Regions from separate parts of the Homo sapiens genome. Here region 1 is linked to region 2. A link is a contact called in ENCODE Hi-C or POLR2A ChIA-PET data. All regions are on one chromosome and are shown on one strand. The core of a region is the stretch at or near the end of the contact, and the rest is flanking DNA. Distances in the headings are between cores, read along the strand shown. Region 1 has its middle 12 kb from the start of SLC25A5-AS1. Region 2 overlaps SEPTIN6 (septin 6).

Region 1 (6,229 bases), core at 3,056-5,555, 180 kb before region 2:
TGGGTCATATCACATCCCGTCACTAGTTAGTGGCTCAGTTTGTCTACCAGGAAACCTGGAAATCAACTTTCCTTTTTAAGCTACAATATAATTCCTCAAATCTACTGTGGGCTGTGGTTCTTTTTGGAGTTTCTAGGGCTAGATAGATTGAATTAAGTTAAGCCTGCGTCTTCAGGTTAAACAATCGATACAACCAGGTAACAGTAATTTCTCTAAAACTACAGAATCAAGATCATAGCTCATTATTTTGACATCTTATATGCCAGATGTTGTGCTAAGCACTTTACATGGATTAACTGTCCCTATTGTCTCAACAGCCCTAAGAGGCAGGTATTATTATTCACTCCATTTCACAGCTATGAAACCGAAGCTTAGAGAGATGAGATAATGTCCTCTGAGCTATCTGACTCGGCAAAAGGTTTCAAAGAGAACTTCAAGGTGACCCTGTCCAACTATTTATTTTGGGTCATGAACTATATTAAAATATGAAAGCCGGCTAGTTTCAATACCAACTGACAAAATCCATTTGACAAATATTAAATAGAAATTATAATAACCTCAGTTGGATAAAAAAAGAGATAACAAAAGAAAAAATAAATTATAATAACCAAAGCACTGTTTGTAAAGTCCATTTTTAGAGTATGGGTTATTTTCTATTTTCAGCCAATTTAAGAATTATGGTCATTAAAAACTACTTGACCCTAAAGCTCTAGAGTTAAATTTGAATTTATTCACATTTCTTTGGCTTTTCCAAGACAGATCTTCCTTTTAAATGACGGCTCTTCACAAGGAATACTGAGCCTCTCTCTAAGGTTACAAGCCTGAGGCTGGGGTCATTAGGACTTTGCGTAAGGCCCATACCAACTAACAACCACAGGAGGAGTTGGTGTTGGCCGCACCCTTACCTCTAACCAGGGTTGGCTCTCAGAAAAATGCAGTGAGGCTGGGCACAGTGGCTCACGCCTGTAATCCCAGCACTTTGGGAAGCCTAGGCGGGCAGATCACCTGAGGTCAGGAGTTCGAGACCAGCCTGGCCAACGTGGTGAAACCCCGTCTTTGCTAAAAATACAAAAATTAGCTGAGTGTGGTAGCGGGCACCCGTAATCCCAGCTACTCAGGAGGCTGAGGCAGGAGAATCGCTTGAACCCGGGAGGCGGAGGCTGCAGTGAGCTGAGATCGCACCATTGCACTTCAGCCTGGGTGACAGAGTGAAACTCAGTCTCAAAAAAACTTTGGGAGGCCGAGGCAGGCAGATCACGAGGTCAGGAGATCGAGACCATCCTGGCTAACGTGGTGAAACCCCATCTCTACTAAAAATACAAAAAATTAGCCGGGCATGGTGGCAGGTGCCTGTAGTCCCAGTTACTTGGGAGGCTGAGGCAGGAGAATGGCGTGAACCCAGGAGGCGGAGCTTGCAGCGAGCTAAGATTGCGCCACTGCACTCCAGCCTGGGCGACAGAGCGAGACTCCGTCTCGAGAAAAAAAAAGAACAAAAGAAAAAGAAAAATGCAATGAGTTGGGCTTTGGGCTATTTTATCTGATTGCACCTTATATTGAGAGACAGTACTGTGCGCCTCATGTTCTGTTCCTCCTCCTGCACGTGATCTGCAGTTCCACTTGCCATTTCCTACCTATGTCATTCACTTTCATATTTCCAAGCTTGGCTGTACTATTGTTTTTCCCAGCATGCCCTTACCTGCCCCTCTGCCAGGGCATGATCCTTCAAGACCCAGCTCAGATTGCACCACCTCTGGGAGCCTTCCCAGACTCCACCTGCCCATACTCATTGCTCTCTCCTCTGTACTTCTAAAGTAATCTATCTCTGTCAGCTTCACAAAGGCAGATATTTTGTCTGTTTCATTCATGTGTCCCCAGTGTCTAGAACAGTGCCTGGCACATAGTAGATGTTCAAGAAATAGTTGTTAAGTGAATGAATTATAATGTTTATTTCATGGTATCACAACCAAGTATTTATTTGTCTGTCCTCATTAAGGGCTATGTCTCGTTTCTCTTTACATTCCTAAAACTGAGCATAGAACCTAACACATAGTGAATGTGTGGTAAATGTTTGCTGAAGGAGGAGATAAATGAGAAAATGGGCCAAGTGCAGTGGCTCACACCTGTCATCCCACCACTTTGGGAGGCCGAGGCGGGTGGGTCATTTGAGGTCAGGAGTTTGAGACTAGCTTGGCCAACATGGTGAAACACCGTAACTACTAAAAATACAAAAAATTAGCTGGGTGTGGTGGCACATGCCTGTAGTCCCAGCTACTCAGGAGGCTGAGGCCGGAGAATCGCTTGAGCCCGGGAGGTGGAAGTTGCAGTGAGCTGAGATCGCACCACTGCACTCCAGCCAGGGCGACAGAGACTCTATCTCTAAATAAATAAATAAATAAATAAATAAATAAATAAATAAATAAATAAAATAGCCAGGCACAGTGGCTCATGCCTATAATCCCAGCACTTTGGGAGGCCGAGGCAGTCGAATCACTTGAGATTGGGAGTTTGAGACCAGCCTGGCCAACATAGTGAAACCCAATCTCTACTAAAAATACAAAAATTAGCTAGGTGTGGTGGCGGGCACTGTAGTCCCAGCTACTCGGGAGGCTGAGGCAGGAGAATGGCTTGAACCCGGGAGGTGTAGGTTGCAGTGAGCCGAGATCGAGCCATTGCACTCCAGCCTGGGTGACAGAGAGAGACCCTGTCTCAAAAATAAATAAATAAATATCTGTATAACGAAATAAATAGAGAATGAATGAATGGCATGTTGTAGGGTTTGTGCATTGGTTATTGATTGGCATGAATGAATTTTGGCTCGATCCAGCCACTTGATACCTGGGAACAATTCTGTAGCAATAAATGTACAGGGCCTTTCTTTTTCATTTTCTTACATAATAATTCAGCAAATGTCCGGGGCCTTTTGACTTGCAGCTATTGTTTTTCCAGACCCTGGGCTTACAGGGAAGATCTGGATATTGCAGGGGTTGGGAAATCAACTGGTTCCTGTACTGCTGCTATGTTGTCCATGCTAGAGAACCAGAGAGGCGGGACCTTGGCACACACCCCTCCCCTCCTGAAATCTGTGTGAAAAACAGCTGACTCCACATCCAGGGCTTCTACCATACTGTGTTCATGGGATGCTGGCCTGTGCCACACATGTGCTGGCCATCTTGTCATGAGCCCCTAACACAGAGCCCTCCACATAGTAATTGCCTGATGGATGTCTGGTTGTGATGATGACAATATTGAACAGTGGCTGTCACACAACATGACTCAGGCCACTCCAAGGGGAGAGGAACAGACATGTTCCTGGGGCACCTGAGGACGCTGCCGATAGAGCTGTGCCAACTGCACGCCCATGTGACTGATTAGGGCTGATTAGGCCAGACCTGCTCCCAGACCTGGGCCTAATGTTCCCAGCTTCTAAGACTATTTCAGCCACTAAAAGCCCATGAGAACCCTTGAGTGAATGTGGCCCTTTTTGACGTGCTCAGGAAGCAGGCAGAGTTTGTTCTCTCTCACTTGTGAGTGGGAGGCCTCCAGGAGTGCAGCAGCGGACTTGCTCAGTAGTAACATCCATTGTCATTTCTTGAGCTTTGACTATGGGCCAGGCACTCTTTTAATTGTGGATACTCATTTAATCCTTTCAGTGGCCTTATGATGCAGGTGCTAAGATTACCATTTCCCAGATGAGGAAACCGAGGCACCTGGCAAACCACGTGTAACACCTGCAGATGAAAACCCTGAAAACAAAGGGAACCCCCCCCCAACTTAGAGAGAGTCAGAAAGTAGCACTTAATGCTGCGGTGCCTGGAAAATAACCACGGAGGCCCAGAGGAAGGGAGGGGTTCAAGCTCTTTAGGGACCATCGGCCTGCTTGGGGACCTACCCATGTGAGGAGCCCCTGGAGAGGCGCTTGGTGCAGTGGTTAAGAGCATGGTTCCGCCCCTTTCCAGCTGTGAAATGGTGAGCAAGATTCTAAGTCTCACTGCCTCACCTTGCTCAGCCGGAAAATGGGGTCAAGAACACTACTTGCCTGGCACTGTAGTGAGGATGAAATAAATTAATATTTGCGAGGCGCTTGGCACAAAGCCTAGCATATAATATGCGCTTAAGTGTTTGTTAAATAACTACGGGCTCTCTCAGAGTCGGCCCCTTCCCTTTAGGCGCCGGTTTTGTAATCTGGGAAACTTTGTAAAGAGCGCTCTCAGCGCGGTGGCTAAAACAGTCCGCTAGGACTATGCCGAGTAGCAGCAGAAGGAAATGGCCCGGCCCGCCAGGCGGGGAGCTGCAGACAACTAGGAGAGAGGAGGGCAGGGCACGCCCTGAGGGAAAAAACGCGGCTTTTGCAGGCCTAATGGCGGTTGAAAGTCGCCGAAGTGCAAGGCTGGATTGAGACAGACAGGCTGAAAAAGTCGCAGCGCAGCCGCAGCGGCAGCAGCCGATGGCCGACTCCTTCCTTTTCCAGTCCACGTGCCCAGGCGGGTCTCCGGCCGCCTCTCGCACCTGCCTGCAGAGGGCGCGCTGCTTCTCGCCTCGGCCTGGGCACCGCGGCCGACTCCGCTGGAAGAGCTGTGTCCTCCACGCAGACCGCTTTCCACCAAGCTCAGCTAAACCCACCGCCCCCAAGAAGTCTACCCTGGCCGCTCCAGCCAAGCTCTTCCTCCCCTGAACCCCCAAAGCATCATCAGCACTGCATAATTTAGAACTTGGATATGTGCTGGCTGGTCACTGTGTCCTACGTATGGGACAAATCTTGGCTCAACAATATCATACTTTGCATTTCTCCCCCGAGTCACACACGGCCATTGGCATACCGGCAGCCACATAGCGTGTGCCCAGCAAACACCTGGTGTACCTCTACTGGGTCTCACTGTATTGGCTCCCAAAGGAGACTCTCAGGATCCCTGATGTCGCCAAGCCCTGGGGTGGCAGAAGGGACACCTGGGAGGATGCCTGCATGGCCTCAGTTGCCACTTCGAGCCTTCACTGACCAAATGAGGTCGGTGTAGCCCACCTCAGAAGGCAATGCCTTCGTGCAAAGGAAACCCTCTGCCAGGGAATCCATTGATATGGAAATATTTGCTGAGCCCCAGCTTTGGTGCAGAGCCCTGTGCTGGGCACCAGGGACACAGTGAGGAATAGAAAGGATTCTTGTGGTGATGGGAGGCAGTGTAGAAAAATTAGAATAGCAAGAGATTTAAAGTCAGGCTGGGCGCGGTGGCTCACGCCGGTAATCCCAACACTTTGGGAGGCCAAGGTGGGTGGATTATTTGAGGTCTGGAGTTCGAGACCAGCTTGACCAACAAGGTAAAATCCTGTCTCTACTAAAAAAAAAAAAAAAAAAAAAAAAATTAGCAGGGCGTGGTGGCGCATGCCTGTAGTCTCAGCTACTTGGGAGGCTGAGGCAGGAGAATTGCTTGAACCCCGGGAAGTGGAGGTTGCAGTAAGCCAAGATTGCACCACTGCACTCCAGCCTGGGCGACTGAGTGAGACTCCGTCTCAAAAAAGAAAAAAAACAGAGAGAGATTTAGAATCAGAAAATCCCCCACAGGCACTAGCTGTGTGGCCTTGGGCACACCATGTCACTTCTTTGAGTCTCAGTTTCCTCTTCTGTATCTCTGAGGGAGTCTGGAGTAGGGTAGCGGTGGTCAGATCTACAATGATAGCCAGATTTATAATGTTTTAATGTTCATGAGAACATACTTATCCATGAAGTAAGTAATTTAAATTACATTTTTAACAGTACACATTTTTTTTTTTTTTTTTTAGATAGAATCTCGCTCTGTTGCCCAGGCTGGAGTGCAGTGGTGCCATCTCGGCTCACTGCAACCTCCACCTTCTGGGTTCAAGCGATTCTCCAGCCTCAGCCTCATGAGTAGCTGGGATTACAGGCGCTCACCACCACACCCAGCTAATTTTGTATTTTTAGTAGAGATGGGGTTTCACCAGGTTGGCCAGGATGGCCTCGAACTCCTGACCTCAAGTGATCCACCTACCTCAGCCTCCCAAAGTGCTGGGATTACAGGCATGAGCCACTGCACCCAGCTTTATTCCTTCGATTTAGCTGTAACTTTGTAACCAACCTCTCCCTATCCTCCCCTCCCCTCTACCTTTCCCAGCCTCTAATAATCATAATTCTACTCTCTACTTCTATGAGCTCAGGAGTTTTTTTTAGCTCCCACATATAAGTGAGAACATGCAGAACATGCCTGACTTATTTCACTTA
Region 2 (5,653 bases), core at 2,809-5,308:
CAGACAGGGCCTATGCTTGGGAGGTACCTGCTGCTGCCCACACCATTCTGGGAGGACAGGCTTGGGCCCGATATCTGTGCTGTCTTCAAGATCTCTGTGGTGAGCTCCTCTCTGCGGCCCTCTACCAACCTCCCCACCCTACCCCACCCCACCGCCTTCTTTACCTGTCCTCTTTGTTGATCTGGTCCCCAAAGCCAACTGTGCTAACGATCGTGAGCTTTAGCCTCACGTTGCTCTCTTGGAGGTCATAGGTATTAGACTGGAGCTGGACACCCGGCTGTGTGTGGGTGGCTGGCTCCCCTTCGAATTTGGTGTTGAACAGGGTGTCCATGAGGGTGGACTTGCCCAAACCTGTCTCTCCTGAAAAGCAAAAGGATAAATTATGGTCTGTTCACATAGTGACTATTCAGCCCTTACACATCATGTTTCATATACACATTTGTTGACACGGGAAAATGAACATGATAAAACATAAAGCAAAAAGCAGAAGCAGATGAACTATATGATGTCAGTTAAATGAAAAAGACTGAAAGGAACTATACAGACGGATCAGTAGTAGTCATCTCAGATAGTAGAATTGAGGTAATTTTCATTTTATTCTTCCAACTTTTTTCTGTCATTTGGAAATTTTACCTTGAGTATACATTGTTTTTTTTGTTGTTGTTTGTTTGTTTGTTTGTTTTTGAGACAGAGTCTTGCTCTGTCACCCAGGTTAGAGTGCAGTGGCATGACCTCGGCTCACTGCAACCTCCATCTCCCGGGTTCAAGCGATTCTCCTACCTCAGCCTCCCGAGTAGCTGGGATTACAGGCACCCGCCACCGTGCCCAGCTAATTTTTGTATTTTTAGTAGAGATGGGGTTTCACCATCTTGGCCAGGCTGGTCTCAAACTCCTGACCTCATGATCCACCCGCCTCGGCCTCCCAAAGTGCTGGGATTATAGGCGTTAGCCACCGCACCTGGCCAAGTATACGTTGCTTTTATAGTCAGAAAAAGAAATTATGTTATAGGCAGCAATGGAGAGATATAGCTATGCCTAGAAAAAAAGACTGGGAGGAAATACAATATACTCTTACCAATGGCTATCTCTGAGTGGTGATCTTATGTGTGGTTTTCATCCCTTTCTTTATGCTTTTTTATATTTCCCAAGTTTTCTAAGTGGAATATGTATAGTTTTTGTCATAAAAATTAGAGGACTATTTTAAATTTTTTTAAAAAATGACAGCAGTGGCCAGGCGTGGTGGCTCACACCTGTAATCCTAGCACTTTGGGAGGCTGAAGCAGGCAGATCACTTGAGGTCAGGCATTCGAGACCAGCCTGGCCAACATTGTGAAACCCTGTCTCTACCAAAAAATATATATATACATACACAATTTAGCCAGGCATGGTGGCAGGCGCCTGTAATCCCAGCTACGGAAAGGCTGAGGCAGGAGAATTACTTGAACCAGGGGAGGCAGAGGTTGCAGTGAGCTGAGATCGTGCCACTGCACTCCACCCTGGGCAAGAGAGTGAGACTCCATCTCAAAAAAAAAAAAAAAAAAAAAGACAGCGGTCCCTTGTCAAACAAATATCCTTTCATCCCAGTCCCCACCTCTCCTCCCTGCCAGGCCTAAACAGCCCTCTGGGGATGCCCCAGATGTGCCTCCCCACGGTGAAAACTGTGCAGGCTCCTGGCTTATCCTCCCAGCCTGGTTGAACGGTTGAACTTTCAGTGAGACCGTTTTTAACTAAGAGGGGCGGGGTGGGGAGACCCAGCAGGCCACAAAAATTCTTCTTCTTCTTCTTCTTTTTTTTTTTTTTTTTTGATACAGCGTCTCGCTCTGTTGCCCAGGCTGGAGAGCAGTGGCGCAATCTCGGCTCACTGCAGCCTCTGCCTCCCGGGTTCAAGTGATTCTCCTGCCTCAGTCTCCCAGGTAGCTGGGATTACAGGTGCCTGCCACCATGCCCTGCTAATTTTTGTATTTTCAGTAGAGATGGGGTTTCACCATGTTGGCTAGGCTGGCCTCAAACTCCTGACCTCTGGTGATCCACCTGCCTCGGCCTCCCGAAGTACTGGGATTACAGGCATGAGCCACCGTGCCCGGCCCTTATCCTTAAATTTTAAACAAACTAGCCATTTATTTGTTTAACTACTAGGCTGCGAGATACTAATAAGTCAAACTGTTGGAATTTTAAAAGTCTTGAACTTCACACTAGGGAAACCAGTAGGGGAAAGGCTGTGGCAGACTGGTGAAGGTTTTGGAAGCTTATTCCTGGGAGATCAAGGGATACCAAGCCACTGTCAGGAGCCAACAAGACTTCAGGGAATGGGACATCACAAGAAGTCAGGAGTTGGTGACAAGGGGGCTAAACAGGAATCTGATATGAGGCCACAAACTGGGCTGGGCGCTGCTTATAATCTCTACAGATCCAGGCTGTATTTGACCCCTCAGCCCACCCCAAGTGACTCAGGAATACCAGGAATTAAAGAGTCAGTAGAGAGGGCCAGGCGCGGTGGCTCACGCCTGTAATCCCAGCACTTTGGGAGGCCGAGGTGGGTGGATCACGAGGTCAGGAGATCGAGACCATCCTGGCTAACACGGTGAAACCCCGTCTCTACTAAAAAAATACAAAAATTAGCCAGGCGTGATGGTGGGTGCCTGTAGTCCCAGCTACTTGGGAGGCTGAGGCAGGAGAATGGCGTGAACCCAGGAGGTGGAGCTTGCAGTGAGCTGAGATCGCGCCACTGCACTCCAGCCTGGGCGACAGAGTGAGACTCCATCTCAAAAAAAAAAAAAAGAGTCAGTAGAGAGGCAGGCACTTCGAAGAGAGGATATCATTAATTACTCTGGCCTGCCCTTTGAAGACAAAGACTACTCTCCCATTTATTCCGCTATCATCATCCCTGTTTTTCCCTCTCCTCTCCCCAACCCAGGGGGAATGTGAGCCTCGACTTCTCTTCACAGTCGGGACTGGGTTTGCATTGGGCAAATTGTGGCCTGCCAAACCCCGCCTTGCGACCAAAAGCACACATCTGCAGGGTGGTTCAGGGCTACGGTTAGAGCTACATGATGCAGAACTGAAAATGCTCCATCTCCCCTCCCCACTCTGGGTGTGTCTAGCCTGCTTCTTTTATCCCAAATAATGAGCTATGAATGCAGGAGGTGCCTTTTAAAATATCTGTGTATGATGAGAGTTTTCTGTGTGTGGACAGAGAGAAGGGAGAGAGAGAGAAGAGATAAGAGAGAGGAGGGAGACAGGGAGAGGGAGGGAGAACAAGGAGAACATTCAATTCAGTCTGGCTACCCGGCCCCCCAGCCCAATTTCATAGCCAGGTCTGACTAACTTGGTAAATTGCCAGAGTGTGGGGAAATGGTTCCTCACACAGATCATGTTTCAAGCCAGGGTCTGCTATATCCATTAGCAGCAAAGACTCTTGAAGAAGAGGCCCCCTTTTTCCTCCCCTAAAGGAACAGGAAGTATTTGGGTCCCAAGAAGAATTTTATGAGGTGGGGCCTTTGCCATGGGAGGTGGCAGACTTGGCCAAGCAGTGGAATGTATCACACCCCACCTCACCCAAAGTTGGGGTGCACCTTAACTGCAAACGGGGCCAGCACCTTGGAGGTGGGAACACAGTGTGGCTCCCACATCCTAACTCACCTCCCCTCTCGAGGGCACTGAGGTTTGAGCTACAGTTTAGCTCATCTTCCTATGTGCCTGATGAATTTTCCATGTACATCCTTACCCCCAACTCCCTCCCATGGAACAGAAGGGAGCACATGGAACAGAACCATCCTTACCCCCAACTCCCAAAACCCTTCTGTTGCATGAGCTCCCTGCCGAATGCCCTGTAGCTCCTAGGGAGTGGGGGTCCTGTTTCCCCAGCACCCAGAGTGGGCACCCTGGCTCCCCGATCCTAAGAATTCTCAGAGAGCAGGAGATGGGCCATCTTCCAGTACCCCCGAGAGTGCCTAACCCAAGGTTCACACAGAAGGCCTCAGGGGCAGCACCGCAGCGTTGAGGGACCCACCCTGTTTGCACAGCTGGAGGAATGGGGGCCGGGCAGGGCAGGACAGGGAGCTGGGAGGAACAGCAGGAGAAATGACCACCCAAATGCCTGCTGGCACAAAAGCGCTGTGGAAATTAGATGCCAAATAATGAACGTCTGGAAGAAAAGAACACCCGGGTGTCTAGGGAATTGAGATAAATGCAATAGTAGAGAGGGCAGAAAATCAAGCGAGCTCATCCTATGGCTATCGAGAGCTCCTGTTCCAGTTTTCCATCAGTGTAGAGCCTGGGGGTCGGGGAGGCTTTCTGTCAATGACTGGCACAGACCCAGCCTGATCCTAGGATGCTGCCCCTCCCACGGCTGCCCTGGGCCCAGTACTGAGTGTGAGTGTGTTGTGAGGGGGAGGCACACGTGACCTAACTGGGATCAGGTCAGCAGATTCCACACCCCTGCAGGAAGGTGGAGACTTGGCAATTCGATTCCAGCAGGAAACCTGAGGAGTCCCGAGGGGTCAATTTCTCACTCCTCCTCCCCCAGCCCTCCCAGGGCTCCTCCAAGTGGATAGTAAGGTTTTTAACGCATGCTCCACCAGCCAAGAGGATTTCATCTCACTTTGCTTAATGTAGATAGTATTCTGGAAACAATAGTTTTAAAAAAAATTAAAACATATATGAGTACTACGAAATATGTTTTTTTTCAAACTATGCTCTTGCGGGACGGTGGCTCAGGCCTGTAATCCCAGCACTTTGGGAGGTCGAGGCGGGTAGATCACCTGAGGTCAGGAGTTGGAGACCAGCCTGGCTAACATGGTGAAATCCCGTCTCTACTAAAAATACAAAAATTAGCCGTGCATGGTGGCAGGCTCCTGTAATCCCAGCTACTCAGGAGGCTGAGGGTGGAGAATCGTTTGAACCCGGGAGGCGGAGGTTGCAGTGAGCAGAGATCTCACCACCACACTCCAGCCTGGGCGACAGAGCGAGATCCTGTCTAAGAAAGAAAGGAAAGACAGAGAGAGAGAGAGAGAGAGACAGAGAGAGAGACAGAGAAAGAAAAAGAAAAGACTTCTAGCCAGGTTATCACTAAGTTACTTTGTGACATGAACTGAGCTCTTTCCCCTCTCTGGGTCCCAGTCTCTTTTTCTATAAAATGAGAGCGTTGGTAATAACAGCTATTGTTTACAGACACTGCTCTAAGTTTTTTACATATATTTTCTTATTTATTCCTCACAGCAAGCCCATGAGGAAGATGTTACTATTTGTCCTCAATTTATAGATGGGTTAACCAAGCCACTTACTAGCTGTGTAAATTTGCACCAGTTCCTCAGCATCTCTGCACCTTACTTTCCTCATCTATAAAATGTGGAGGGGCCGGGCGCAGTGGCTCATGCCTGTAATCCCAGCACTTTGGGAGGTTGAAGCAGGAGGATCAGTTGAGGCCAGGAATTCGAGACCAGCCTGACCAACATAGACCCTGTCTCTGTTTTATTTTTTATTTCCATAGGTTTTTGGGGACAGGTGGTATTTGGTTATATGAGTAAGTTCTTTAGTGGTGATTTGTGAGATTTTGATGCACCCATCTCCTGAGCAGTATACACTGAACCCAATTTGTAGTCTTTTATTCCTCACCCCCTTCCCGCCCTTTCCCCCTGAGTCCCCAAAGTCCATT

What was found. Hi-C counts contacts between places; a loop is a spot of excess contacts on that map. ChIA-PET counts read pairs that join two places held with the same protein, here RNA polymerase II (POLR2A). Pooled maps may share reads with other maps.
Region 1: a loop to region 2 is called in a pooled map, with 2.2 times the contacts of the local background. The contact joins two enhancer-like sites. A Hi-C loop is called at or near these places in 1 of 50 pooled maps. POLR2A ChIA-PET finds 5 or more read pairs at or near these places in 5 of 52 experiments (HEK293, T-cell, activated CD4-positive, alpha-beta T cell and 1 more).

Annotation. Positions count from the first base shown.
Region 1 is chrX:119,478,331-119,484,559 of GRCh38, forward strand. No RefSeq gene overlaps it. Among named protein-coding and RNA genes, the nearest start is that of SLC25A5-AS1, 12 kb to the left of the region's middle. RefSeq lists enhancers at 4,198-4,297, 4,348-4,397. Within about 2 kb of position 4,306, at least 23 of the 41 ENCODE cell types and tissues checked have a DNase peak (open chromatin) inside an H3K27ac peak, as active enhancers do.
Region 2 is chrX:119,663,318-119,668,970 of GRCh38, forward strand. SEPTIN6 (septin 6) reads right to left here. Exons shown (of 11, transcript NM_145799.4): 3 at 165-360. Among named protein-coding and RNA genes, the nearest start is that of MIR766, 19 kb to the left of the region's middle. RefSeq lists an enhancer at 2,807-2,896. Within about 2 kb of position 4,059, at least 5 of the 41 ENCODE cell types and tissues checked have a DNase peak (open chromatin) inside an H3K27ac peak, as active enhancers do.